2 separate regions of the Homo sapiens genome follow, and region 2 is linked to region 1. The links are chromatin contacts, found by POLR2A ChIA-PET in ENCODE. All regions are on one chromosome and are shown on one strand. The core of a region is the stretch at or near the end of the contact, and the rest is flanking DNA. Distances in the headings are between cores, read along the strand shown. Region 1 overlaps KDM4B (lysine demethylase 4B). Region 2 holds the start of ZFP36 (ZFP36 ring finger protein).

Region 1 (6,014 bases), core at 3,370-5,869:
ATGACACTTGGTAGTGTTTAGTTACGTGACCGCCCCCTGCCATGGGGTCTTCCCATGTTCATCAGCAGCCCCTGGGGTACTGATGGGGCACCCCAGGTAACCCACATCCTCTGTCAGGGGAGAGCAGGTGACAGTCCCCAGGCACATCACTGTCCCCACAGGGAGAGCACTGCAGAGCAGGTGGGAAGAGGTGGGGCTTGGCACTGGGCTGACTGTACAGCACCGCCGGTGCCTGGCAGTGTCACCTGCTCCCCTGGAGAACCCACCTGCACTCCCAAGGGGCCCGGCGTGGTGGGGGGGGCTCCCACTCACCCCTTTAACCTCCTGGGGGGACGTCCAGGTGGAGGCTGCTGGGCCCCAGGGGCACATTTAGAACCTGATGGCCACCTCCTAAGGCTCACAACCCTGTCAGGGCTGGGACCAGGCCCCGGACCAGGAAAGGGAAGTGACCCAGGGAGCAGCGTGCTCTCCAACCCCAGGCTGGATTCGCGGGAGCAGCTCTGGGGAAGAAAGGCCCTGGCATCTTCTCACAAGCCCCTCAGGGAGGCCGGCACAGCTAACCAGACAGCGGGGTGACACCAAAAACAGGACGAGGGGGACAGGACAGCCGTCGGGCCCTGGTGTGGTGGACTCAGGGGTCCTGCTCACCAGGGGTGACCTTACAGGACACAGCAAAGGGCAAGTCAGAGCTGTGGTCAGCTGGGGCCACGCTGCCCCATGGAGCGGAGACACAGGGGCCCTGTGGCTGCACAGAGAGGTCCCTGCCAGGGCCCCACTGGCTGAGGCACGCCAGCTCAGGCTGAGAGAAGAGGCCCGTGGCGCGGACTCGCCACTAATGACCTGGAGCCTAGACCCTGTGGCCTCACAGGGTACCTCTGCACCCCTGCAGGCCCGCCGGGCCACTGCACCTCAAAGCCTAGCCGCAGCCCAGCATCCGCCAAGCTGACCCCGCCCACCCCAGCCCCACAAATGGTTTCTATGCTGTGTCTGCCCCGGGGCCATCTCGGCCTGTATTCTGCATGGTGCAGCACAGGAATCCCTGAGCTCTGCCACAGACTGGGGAGAGGATGGGGCTGAAAAAATGAGAACAACTTAAATGCCCACTGAGATGAATGGAAAACAAAACAGGACACCCCCCGCACAGGGGAATAGGATGCAGCCAGGTAAAGAGACAAAGTGGGCCGGGCGCGGTGGCTCACGCCTGTCATCCCAGCACTTTGGGAGGCCGAGGCAGGCAGATGACTTGAGGCCAGGAGTTCGAGACCAGCCTGGCCATGTAACATGGTGAAACCCCATCTCTACTAAAAATACAAAAATTAGCCGGGTGTGGTGGCAGGTGCCTGTAATCCCAGCTACTCAGGAGGCTGAGGCAGGAGAATCACTTGAACCCAGGAGGCGGAGGTTGAGGTGAGCTGAGATCATGCCACTGCACTCCAGCCTGGGTGGCAGAGTAAGACTCCATCTCAAAAAAAAAAAAAAAAAAAAGAAAGAAAAGGGACAAGGCTCTGACACATGCCATGCGTGGATACACCTTGAGAATATCACGCCCACTGAGAGAAGCCAGACACAACAGGCCACACAGTGTGTGACTCCATCTCTATGAAATGTTCAGGACAGGCCAATCCAGAGACAGGAAAGAGATGTGTGGGTACCAGCAGATGGGGGAGGGGATGGATAGTGACCACTGGTGGAGGCAGAGTGCCTTTGTGTAATAATAGAAAGGTTCTAACATTTGATAGTGGTGACGGTTGCACAACTGTGTCAATGTACTAAAAACCACTAAATTGTATCTTTTTTTTTTTGAGAAAAGGTCTTGCTCTGTCACCCAGGCTGGAGTGCAGTGGCATGATCTCAGCTCACTGCAGCCTCCGCCTCCTGGGTTCAAGCGATTCTCATGCCCCAGCCTCCCAAGTAGCTGGGACTACAGGCGTGCACCACTATGCCTGGCTAATTCTTTTGTATTGTTAGTAGAGATGGGGTTTCACCATTTTGCCCAGGCTGGTCTCAAACTCCTGACCTCAAGTGATCTGCCCACCTCAGCCTCCCAAAGTGCTAGGATTGCAGGCATGAGCCGCTGTGCCCAGCCTGAATTGTATACTTTAAGAAGATGAATTTCATAGTATGTGAATGATAGCTCCATAAAAATATATATTTTTTAAAATGGCAGGATCATTTCTAAGGGAGGCTGTCCTAGAAAATTCAGAACCTGGCCAGCACACTGACGCCAATAGTTGGGCAACTGTGAGGTGGCCCTCCCTGGTGACAGGAATGGCTTCTAGACTTGCCAACTAGACTCTGAGCTCCTCGAGGACGGGGCTGCCTGCTGCCTCATGTCCCCATGATCACACTGGTTCGGGTAACACCTCCAGAGACACCCCAGAGCCTGGGTGCCCAGCTGCCTCCAGCATGCCAGGTGGGCTTCACCCTGACCCCATCCCCTCTCAGATCTCCCAGGCCACACCCCCAAGTTCCTCTCGCTACTTCCTCTGCTCTCAAGCTCACAGTCATCTGTGACAGTTCCCACAATGGACAAGGCTCTGCGCAAACAGCAGTTCCTATGGGAAGCCTCCCGGCGCACTGCACTGCCCTGTGCTTCCCTGGGCTTGGTTTTTTGGGGTTTTTTTGAGACATGGTCTTGCTCTGTTGCCCAGGCTGGAGTGCAGTGGTGTAATCATGGCTCACTGTAGGCTCAAACTCCTGGGCTCAAGCAATCCTCCCGCCTCAGCCTCCCGAGTAGCTGGGACTACAGACATAGCCACCACATCTGGCAAATTTTTTCTAGTTTTTGTAGAGATGGGGTCTTGCCATGTTGCCCTTGCTGGTCTTGAACTCCTGGCCTCCACCGATCCTCCCACCTCAGCCTCCCACAGTGCTGGGTTACAGCCATCCGGCCTCCAGGCTTGGTTTCTACCCCTCTTGGCAGTTATTCTCCATCTCCTTCCACCAAGAGGCCCTGCGGGCAGGAGACACTGGTCATCTGGCCACCCTGCGCCCCTGACCAGGCACGCATGAACTTGACAACTCTCACGCGGAGCTGGACAATGCAAACCCACTCAGAGGGACCCAGGGTGTGGCTACAGTGACAGCCATGCTGCCCGAGCTCCCAGTGACCACGCACCAGCCTGGGCCTGACCACACCCGCTCGCTGCAGCCCATCCCTCCTCCCGCGCCCCTGAGCCAGCGACAGGCACAGAATTGCACAGGAGCTGTTTTGATGAACGGCAGCTGCCCTTCAGGCTCTAGCTGAGAAGCAGGCTCTGCTCTGCCTTTGGGGTACGCAGGACACCCGTGGCTAGAGGGGCCAAAAAAATTCTGTGGCTTCCACCAATTCCAGCCCAGACAGACAGTAACATGAGATGCCTTATGTTCTTTTTTTTTTTTTTTTTTTTTTTTTTTTTTTGAGACAGAGTCTCACTCCATTGTGCAGGCTGGAGTGCAGTGGCGTGATCTCAGCTCACTGCAACCTCCACCTCCCAGGTTCAAGCGATTCTCCTCCCTCAGCCTCCCGAGTAGCTGGGATTACAGGCACGTGCCACCGCGCCCGGCTAAGTTTTGCATTTTTAGTAGAGATGGGGTTTCACCACGTTGGCCAGGCTGGTCTTGAACTCCTGACCCCAGGTGATCCACCCTCCTCAGCCTCCCAAAGTGCTGGGATGACAGGCGTGAGCCACTGTGCCTGGCCAAGATGCCTTATGTTCTAGGGGTGTCAAGAGAACGACTTCCTCCGCCTCGTCCCCCCTTCCTGGGGGAAGCAGTTGGAATAGAGCAGGGAGCAGGAGTTGAAATTCCAGAGGCTTGACTCAAGTGCATGCTAGGGACGGCAATCTTCTCTCTCTCCTGAGCAAGACAATCAGATCCACGCGGCCCGACTGCAAGACAGGAGGCCCGCTCTGCCTACAGCCAACACTGTCTGACAGATGGGATTTTAGGAGAGTATGGAGATGCTGCAGGAAGGGGACAACAGCAACATGACGCGACTGTCCCGGTCCAGCAGCCTGGCTTGGGTCCTGCTCGCATCCCAGGGAGCCCAGGGTGGCGCCCCCTCACTCAGGGCACCGAGCCAGAGTGTCAAGGGCTGTCCCCAAGGGCGCCGAGGCTGGCCAGCTTCCAGGCTGCTGCCCAGACATGCTGCAGTCCTGAGTCCCGGCTGAGGGCACAGCCCATTTCCATCCCGCCATGATCAAGGGGTCCACAGCACCCGTGGGTAGTTTCAGGCTGGCTCTGTGGTCAAAAGGAACCCCTGGGACCCATCACACAAAGAGCGATTCTGAATCCACGGCCGGCTAATCTCATACAAATCGTCTGTCTCCACGCTCTCTCCCTGGAGACTAGGGCAGCCGCAAAAACGCAAACAGGCCCACCGCCACTGCCGGCGGCTCGGAAGGTGCCAGCACTTGGGTCCAGCTATGAATGCTGACGGGAGGTCTATGCAGGGGGAAATCCTGCCACCGTGCCCTCAGCTGACGTTTTCACAGCAAGTCACCCAGGCTTGTCTGAAAAACACAACGGTGGTCGCGCCTACCAGCAAACGGGGCCAGGTCTGCGTGAGTGACTGTCACTGTGCACCTGAGAGCCCTCGGGGTCTTGAGGTGCAGCAGCCACTGGGCAGTCGGCCTCGGGATTCTCAGCCTTTGTCCATTGAACAAACACGATCCCAGTCCAGAGCCACAGAGCAACTTCGCGCTCGGCCACCGCCAAAGAGGCACAGCCTGCCAGCAGGGCGGAGATGGCTGGACGCAAACTTGTCATCCATCCCCTCGTGTTTGCTGAGATCACTGAGGTGGATAAAGAAAGAAAAGAAAGAGGGAAGGGAGGAAGAGCCAGAGAAGCAGGGAGAGAGAGGGGGCAAGCAAAAATAAAAAAAAAACAGAAAAGAAAAAGAAAAAGAAAAAAAGACAGGCAACTTTTGAAAGCCAAGAAATTCTGAGCAAGCCTCTCCAGATTGTTTATTTCAATCAAGGAAAGAAAGCATGACCGTAAATTAACGGTACGATTTCTTGACAAGTCAGAACGTTCCTGGGACAGGCCCAAATCTAAGATGCCAAAGACCTACTTGGCTCAGAAAATGCCTGTCAGCCAGGAGAAGAGTGAGACAAAGGAAGTGTGGCCGGGCACAGTCCCCCACTCGGCTACTGACCGCACGATGGCCACCGACGGGCACTTGTCCACTCACTCTACAAAGCTGAGCTCTGCACTGGATAAGCCACCTCCCTCATGAGGCTTTCTGTGCTCAGGGACAGCAGAAACCACCATCTGCGACTCCCCTGCCCCTCCCATCGGGGGCGCTAGCACTGGTAACGAGGAGAGTTCCGATGCTTACAAAACAAAAGCCTTGTGAAATTGTGCAATGCTGTCTTCCTTTTAAACAAACCCTCAGTTCCTGCCAGGTCACACTGAACTCCTTGGGCCGAGTACACGGCTCGACGTGCTTCTGACGCTTGGTGAGCTGTAACAGAAAGGCAGCCGCGTGAATCCCAGAGCAAGAGAGTCTGGCGTCTCAAACAGCGAAGCGTTCCCCCCACCTACACTGTTTGTAGCTGTTTTTTCCCTCCTTTATGGTGAGGCTGTCTGGGTGGATGTCAGCATCGCATTTTCTCACATTCCTGCAGTTTTAAGGATCCTTGAAATGACCCATGACCTTTTTTTTTTTTTTTTTTGAGACTGAGTTTCCCTCTTGTCGCCCAGGCTGGAGTGCAGTGACGTGATCTCAGCTCACTGCAACCCCTGCCTCCAGGGTTCAAGCGATTCTCCTGCCTCAGCCTCCCAACAAGCTGGGATTACAGGCATACACCACCACGCCCAACTAATTTTGTATTTTTAGTAGAGACAGGATTTCTCCATATTGGTCAGGATGGTCTCGAACTCCTGACCTCAGGTGATCCACCCGCCTCGGCCTCTCAAAGTGCTGGGATTACAGGCGTGAGCCACCGCACCCGGCCATGCCCCATTTTTTTTTTAAGGCTAGAATATGACTCTAAATGCTTTGAAGTTAGGAAGATACAAATTCACACTCA
Region 2 (6,245 bases), core at 3,662-6,161, about 34 Mb before region 1:
CAATAAATATTGAACATTCACTATGCCTGGCTTCCTTTAGCTGTGTGTAATACAGCAGTGAACAAGTAGTCCCTGCCCCTGAGGACGCGACATTCTAGTGGGGAGGCAGATTGCTGTCAACATAAGAATTAAGTACATTTTAATGTTAGGTGGTGATGATAAATGTCATGGAAAAAGTCGAGCAAGGTAGGGAGGATGGGGTAGTTGGAGGTGGGGTGTGGATTGCAACAGCAGTGGTCAGGGAGGATCTCACAGAGAAGGCAACTTTTGAGCAGAGACATGAAGGAGGGGAGTGAGCCATGGGGACACCAGGGGAGTGTTCAGGCAGAGGGAACAGCTAGTGCAAAGCTCCTATGGATGAAGCAGACCAGACTTGGTAGAGCAGCTAGGAGGCCAGTGTGGCTGGAGCAGAGTGGCCAAGGGGGAGGGTAAGCGATGGGTGCCAGATTGTGTGGGCTGTGGGGAGGACTTCGGACTTTGACTTTTATGTGACCTGACTCAGGTCTCATAACAGGCTTCCTTTGGTTGTCTCGTGGGGGAGTGGAGAAAGGAGAGACTGAAGGCAGGGGCTAGAGCAGAGACTGGGGCTGGGGCTGCTATGAAGATGCAAATGGCAGACGATGTTGGCTAGGACCAGGGTGGGGGTCATGGTGGGGGCAGGTGGATAGTGGATCTATTTTGCAGGTGGATCAGACAGGATTGCTGTTGGACTGGGGTGTGGATTTGAGAACAAGGTGTCAAGGGATACTCCTGGGTGTCTGGCTTAAGCCCTGGTAGATGGTGAGAAGTGCCGTTTTCTTATATGAGGGATTTTTTGGGGAAGGGGCAGAGAATCAGATCTGGCTAAAGGAAGGACCAGAGATGTTGTTCTTTCAGTCTCCAAGACTGTTTCTGCAAATGTCTCTTCACTGCTTGCTCTTGGTCTCTGCCCCTCTGCTGCCTTTGCATCTCAGGGGTTCTGACTCCCTCTCGCCTGATCCTCTTCTACTTATTAGGGCCTGAGCCCTTTCCCACAAGGGAAGCAGTTTCCTGGAAGAGGAGACCAAATGTCAGTGAGCAAGGGGAGTGGGCCAAGGAGGCCTGAGAGCAGGAGGGAGGCTTGAGGAGGGTAGAGAGAAGGGAGAGGAGGGAAAGGGGCTTCAGAGGGAGAGAGAAGAGGAGAAGGAGTAAGGCTAGGGGGAGGAGGGGAAGAGGACAATGGGGAGTGGGAGGGCAAGGAAAGGGTGGAGAGGGAAAGAAGGACGGAAAAAGGGAGAGAAGGGAGACGGGAAGGAGGAGAAAGGGGGTAAGAGACGGCAGGATGGGGAGGCTGGAAGTGGGAGAGGAGTAATGAGGGAGGGGACAAATTGGAGGGGGAGAGAAGAACAGAAGGCAAAGGGTGTAGGGCGGGGCAGAAGGGTGCAGAGGAGGAAGTGAAAAAGAGGAGGAAGGGTGAGGGTAGGGAAAGGAGAGAAGAGGGAAGTGAGAGGGAGGAGGGAGGAGTGCGGGGCAAGGAGAAAAAAGAGGGGTCGCAGGGGGCGAAGGCTGGGCGGCAGGGCCGAGCCGCAGGCGCTGACGCAGGGCGGCTTCCGGGCGCGGGGCCCCGGGGTTGGTCCCGACGACGCTGGCCTTGTATGGTCTGAAGACGCGGCTCCCCCGGGGCCCCTCCTAGACGCGCGGCCCCTACCCACACGCCCTGGCCTCGCGGGGCCGACCCTGGTCGGTGTGCGAAGCCTCGGACTTCCAAGGTTCGGAAATGCCAAGACCCGGTAATTCCCGGGCTCCAGGGTCCCGGGTGGCCAGAAATCTGCAACTCCGAGCCACCAGGGGTCTAGAGTCTAAAGCGCTAGGGGATGCAACCTGTGACTCCCAAATGTTGAGATCCTAGCCTCTTGAGACCCTAAACCCGCTTCCCCAACATCCAGAAGGTGTCGAAGCCCCCCCGGAACCTCTAGTCCCGAAACGGGTTCCGCTACCCCAGGCTGCCCCGCCCCGCGCCCGCCCCCGCTCGCTCTGGGCGCGCGCCCCAGCACATTCCGTCCTCCCCACCCGGCCCCTCCCGCCTCCCGCGGCCCCGTGGGGACGGAAACATCCCGTCCCCGACCGCACCCGCCCGAAGCTGGGTCAAGGAGCCCAGCAGGACGGGAGCGCGGCGCCCCCGACGCCCGGGAACTGGCTCCCCCGGTTCCCATCTGGTGACCTCACCTGGTCCCACCCTTTCAGGTGAACGGCCAGGCCCGGTGACGTCACTTCCTGCCAGGTAAGCGCCGCGGGGCTCGGAGAGGAAGAGTTAACTGCACCCAGCTTCCAAAAAGTCACCCCCTCCCTCTCCATTCCTGTCTCTAGACCGCGAAGAAGCCAGGATCCCAGCTTACACTCAGATTGTTTATTTAAAAATGCCCAAAACACAAAAATAGACTTTTAAGGTAATAATATATATTACTAAATATATTATAGTCTACTTATAATAATTATATCGTCGTTTTCAATATTACAAAAAAAGGAAGAAAAATACAAGGGAAGCAGACGACCCAATATATATAAATACTATAAAATCATATTAGAATAAATAAAGTCGTCATAAATAAAGGGCCCATTGATTTATGGGTGGGGTTTGGCAACGGCTTTGGCTACTTGCTTTTGGAGGGTAATTTGAGCACCAGGATTCCCCCTCAGGAGAGGTTCCAGTTACCAGGAGACACTGGAACCTCAGGTCTATAAAAACTGGAGGGGCAGTGAAGGCCTATTATTCACAGCACATAAGATTCTAGGAGACAGATTTGGGCAGGGAAGAGGTGGGGGAGAGGGTTCATTGCCTCCCTTAAATATGCTACAATTTTTTTTCCCCCAAGAACCTCGGAAGACACTCCATCCCCCACCATCATGAATACTGAGCTTGCACACTTGGGGACCTGCCCCAGCGTGAGGTCAGGGGAGTGGGTTAATGCATTCTGGAAAAGGGGATTACTTGATTACTGTCCCCCAAGTCCCCACAGCCCTGGGGTCCATGCAGAGACCACAGTGCAAGAGACGTGGCTCCCCGCTGAGATCCAGCTGATCTGACCGGGCAGTCACTTTGTCACTCAGAAACAGAGATGCGATTGAAGATGGGGAGTCGCCGGGGGGCTGCCACGGGCTGGGGTGGTGCAAAAACTCCCGCCTCGAAGACGGGAGAGTCAGAGCCCCCCAGGCTGCTGCCGCTGCTGGCATATTCATCAGGGTCGGATCCCAGGGACTGTACAGAGGGGGTCCGAACCAGGCCACCCAAGGGCCCCCAGACGCTGATAGGAGTGGCCCTTCGGCAGGAGGGGCAACAGACTGGGGTGGGGTCTCTTCGAGCCAGGGGGGTGCCAGGGGCAGCAGAGAAGGCAGAGGGTGACAGTGGAAGGTCCCCAGGTGGTGGTGGGGAGCTGGAGGGCGAGAAGGAGCTGGAGGACAGGGAAGGGCCGGCCAGGCCTGGTGGTGGTGGTGAGGTCCGGCGGCCAGAGGGCAGGCCGGAGAAGCTGATGCTCTGGCGAAGCACAGGAGGGTGGCCCGGGGCCGCCAGGTCTTCGCTAGGGTTGTGGATGAAGTGGCAGCGAGAGCCGTAGGGGCAGCGGCCCTGGAGGTAGAACTTGTGACAGAGTTCCGTCTTGTATTTGGGGTGGCGATTGGCCTGGCGCAGCTCGCCCAGGCCATGGGCAAACTGGCACTTGGCCCCGTAGCGGCAGCGCCCACTCTCTGAGAAGGTCCGACATAGCTCAGTCTTGTAGCGCGAGGGGGTGGTGGAGGTTGCAGTGGGCGAAGTGGGTGAGGGTGACAGCTCAGGGCCCAGGCGGGGAGCCAGCGGTGCGAAGCCAGGGGGTGGGGGCACCCAGCCACAGCTGCGGCCCTCCACTAGGCTGGTGGAGCGGCCAGGCAGGCGGGAGGTGACCCCAGACGGGCTGGAGTCGGAGGGGCTCAGGCTCCAGGGTCCCGAGGAGCCCCAGCCTGGGCTGGACTCAGTCCCTCCATGGTCGGATGGCACGGGCACGTCAGGGCTCAGCGACAGGAGGCTCTGCGGAAATGGGTCGGTTAAGGCACCTGAAAATGCAGGGCGACGCCCCACCCCAGCTGCAGGGAACTAGAGCTTGCCAGGCCGGTTTGTGGGCTCCCCGCCTGAGCCCCACCCGCCCGCAGAAACCCCTGGGTTCCGGATGCCAGGAACCCAGAGTTGGAGGTTCTGAGTTTACCCACCACCGAGGCCTTATCCCGAGGGACCCAGGAATCCCGGCTTCCCCGGCTGGACCAAGAGGGGGACCCCGAAGTCAGGGCGCACCACTGTTTCCCAATTTTGGGTCTCTTGTCCTCCCCGGATATGACCCACGCGTCGGGATCTCCAGTTTCACAACTGGAGAAACCGGGCAAAGTTGACCTGGAAGTCCGGATTGCTTCGGTTTTAGGGTTCTCTGTCTCTACGGTCAGGGACTGGAGAGACAGAAGTCGGATCCCCCCACCCTGAGACTTCAGCCCCAGAGACGCCTCCGCGCAAAACCACGCCCTCAGCAACGACTAGGGGTGAGCCAGGTATGGGGGCCACTTCCGCCTCCAGGCAGCCTCGGTCTGAGAAAAGTTCTCCGACTTTCCACTTGCATGGGCCGCCCCACCCATGTTTGAGCGAAGAGCCGGGTGTCGCGGGTTCCATTTTCACCTCCAAATCACCAAGCTGGTCTGAGCGGGAGGCAGGGGCCCCAGGCTGGAGGGCGCGGCGCTAGGGAGCCCCAGTTGGAGAAGGGAGGCAAGCGTCCCGGGCTGGAGTTTGCGGCGCTAGAGAGGTGGGGACTCGGACTCAGGCATGCAGGTACCGGGGATGCCGTGCGGCGGGGACTCACCTCGTAGATGGCAGTCAGATCCATGGTGTAACGGTTGGCCATGAGGGGTGTCGGCCGAGAGTGGGAGCGCTGAAGTCAGGCTGAGGCTGGCACCGAGAGCCGGCTACTTATAGGAAACTGCAAGCACGGGGCGGGGCCGGGGCCGGGGCCGGGGGCGGGGCAGGAGGGGCGCTTCCCGGACGCGCGCCCCCGGCGCAGCCTGGCTGGCCCTGGACTGGTTCCCTTCCGCCCGGCCCTGGGCCAGGACGCGCCTGAGCTTGGCCGGTGGACAGCCGTGACCGAGCGGGGAATGCGTGGGGAAGGGGTGGGGGTGCGGATGGGGGGACGCCTGCCCAGTTTTCAAAGCTGGAGACTGAGGCTTGTAGAAGGAAACTGGGGCGGAGGTGGGGGCAGGGCCCCAGGGGCAATTGACAAGAGCAGAAGCCCGATGGGGGTGCGCGTGCGACACAGACGGATGGGGGCGGGGAGAGACGCAGAGGGGTACAGACAGGCAGACAGGCAGAGAGAAAAACATCGAGAGAGACACACACACCAAGAGACATACAGAGAGAGATAGACAGGGTGAGGAAGGGAGGGAAGACGGGGAGACAGAGACAGTCCCAGAGACAGATTCAGAGGGAGAAGAGGGTTGGGAGGATCACAAAAAGAAACAGAAAGGGGCTGAGCGCAGTGGCTCACACCTGTGATCCCAGCACTTTTTGTGTTTTTCTTTCCTTTTTCTTCTTCTTTTTTTTTTTTTTTGAAAGACGGGGTTTCCCTATGTTGCCCAGGCTAATCTCCAGCTCCGGGGCTCAAGCGATCCTCCCACCTCCGCCTCCCAAAGAGCTGGAATTACAGGTGTGAGCCACCAAGCCCGGCCAATCCCAGTACTTTCAGAGGATGAGGCAGGTGGATTACCTGAGATCAGGAGTTCAAGATCAGCCTGGGCAACAGTGAGATCCCATGTCTACAAAAAATACTATTTAAAAAAATTAAAAAGAAAAAGAAACTGGACAAAAAGGAGAAAGACTGTGAGAAATAAGCACTTACGGAAAGAAATCTGCAGAGCAAAGTGCCAAGAAAGAGCCAGCAGGCCTTGGAGGGGAATTCTCTGAGAACTGCCTGCCTTGTGTGGTCTCACTCCTAAACAGCCCAGACAGATAAGGAGACCTGGACTGCTCTCCCTCTCCCCACTTGCTGGGGTTGGGTGGGTGAGTGAGTGGGTTGGGTGGGGTCCAGGATACCTGGCAAGGCTGAAAAGGGGCCTCCTTTCCCAATTCACAGGGCGGCTCTAGCCCCCTCACCCTCGGGCGGATGATCTCTTCTAGGCTGAGTTAAGGAGAACTCACCTGGGCTGAGTTCTAAGTACTTTACGCACATTAATCCTAATGCCAGGTGGTATGCCCATTTAAGGCAGGAGGAAACCAAAGTGAAGTT

What was found. ChIA-PET counts read pairs that join two places held with the same protein, here RNA polymerase II (POLR2A).
Region 2: POLR2A ChIA-PET joins it to region 1 with 11 read pairs in activated CD4-positive, alpha-beta T cell. The contact joins the promoter of ZFP36 here to the enhancer-like site in region 1. POLR2A ChIA-PET finds 5 or more read pairs at or near these places in 2 of 52 experiments (activated CD4-positive, alpha-beta T cell and endothelial cell of umbilical vein).

What each region holds. Positions count from the first base shown.
Region 1 is chr19:4,975,893-4,981,906 of GRCh38, reverse strand. All of the region lies in intron 1 of KDM4B (lysine demethylase 4B), which reads right to left. Among named protein-coding and RNA genes, the nearest start is that of KDM4B, 9.8 kb to the right of the region's middle. Within about 2 kb of position 4,619, at least 29 of the 41 ENCODE cell types and tissues checked have a DNase peak (open chromatin) inside an H3K27ac peak, as active enhancers do.
Region 2 is chr19:39,405,513-39,411,757 of GRCh38, reverse strand. ZFP36 (ZFP36 ring finger protein) reads right to left here and starts at 4,911. Exons shown (of 2, transcript NM_003407.5): 1 at 4,830-4,911; 2 at 2,351-4,015. The coding sequence starts at 4,853. The coding sequence ends at 3,059. MIR4530 (microRNA 4530) reads left to right here and starts at 2,080; the gene lies at 2,080-2,135. RefSeq lists enhancers at 58-147, 1,730-2,320, 3,221-3,859, 3,860-4,497, 4,548-4,747 and 1 more and silencers at 1,348-1,667, 2,018-2,077, 4,868-5,317.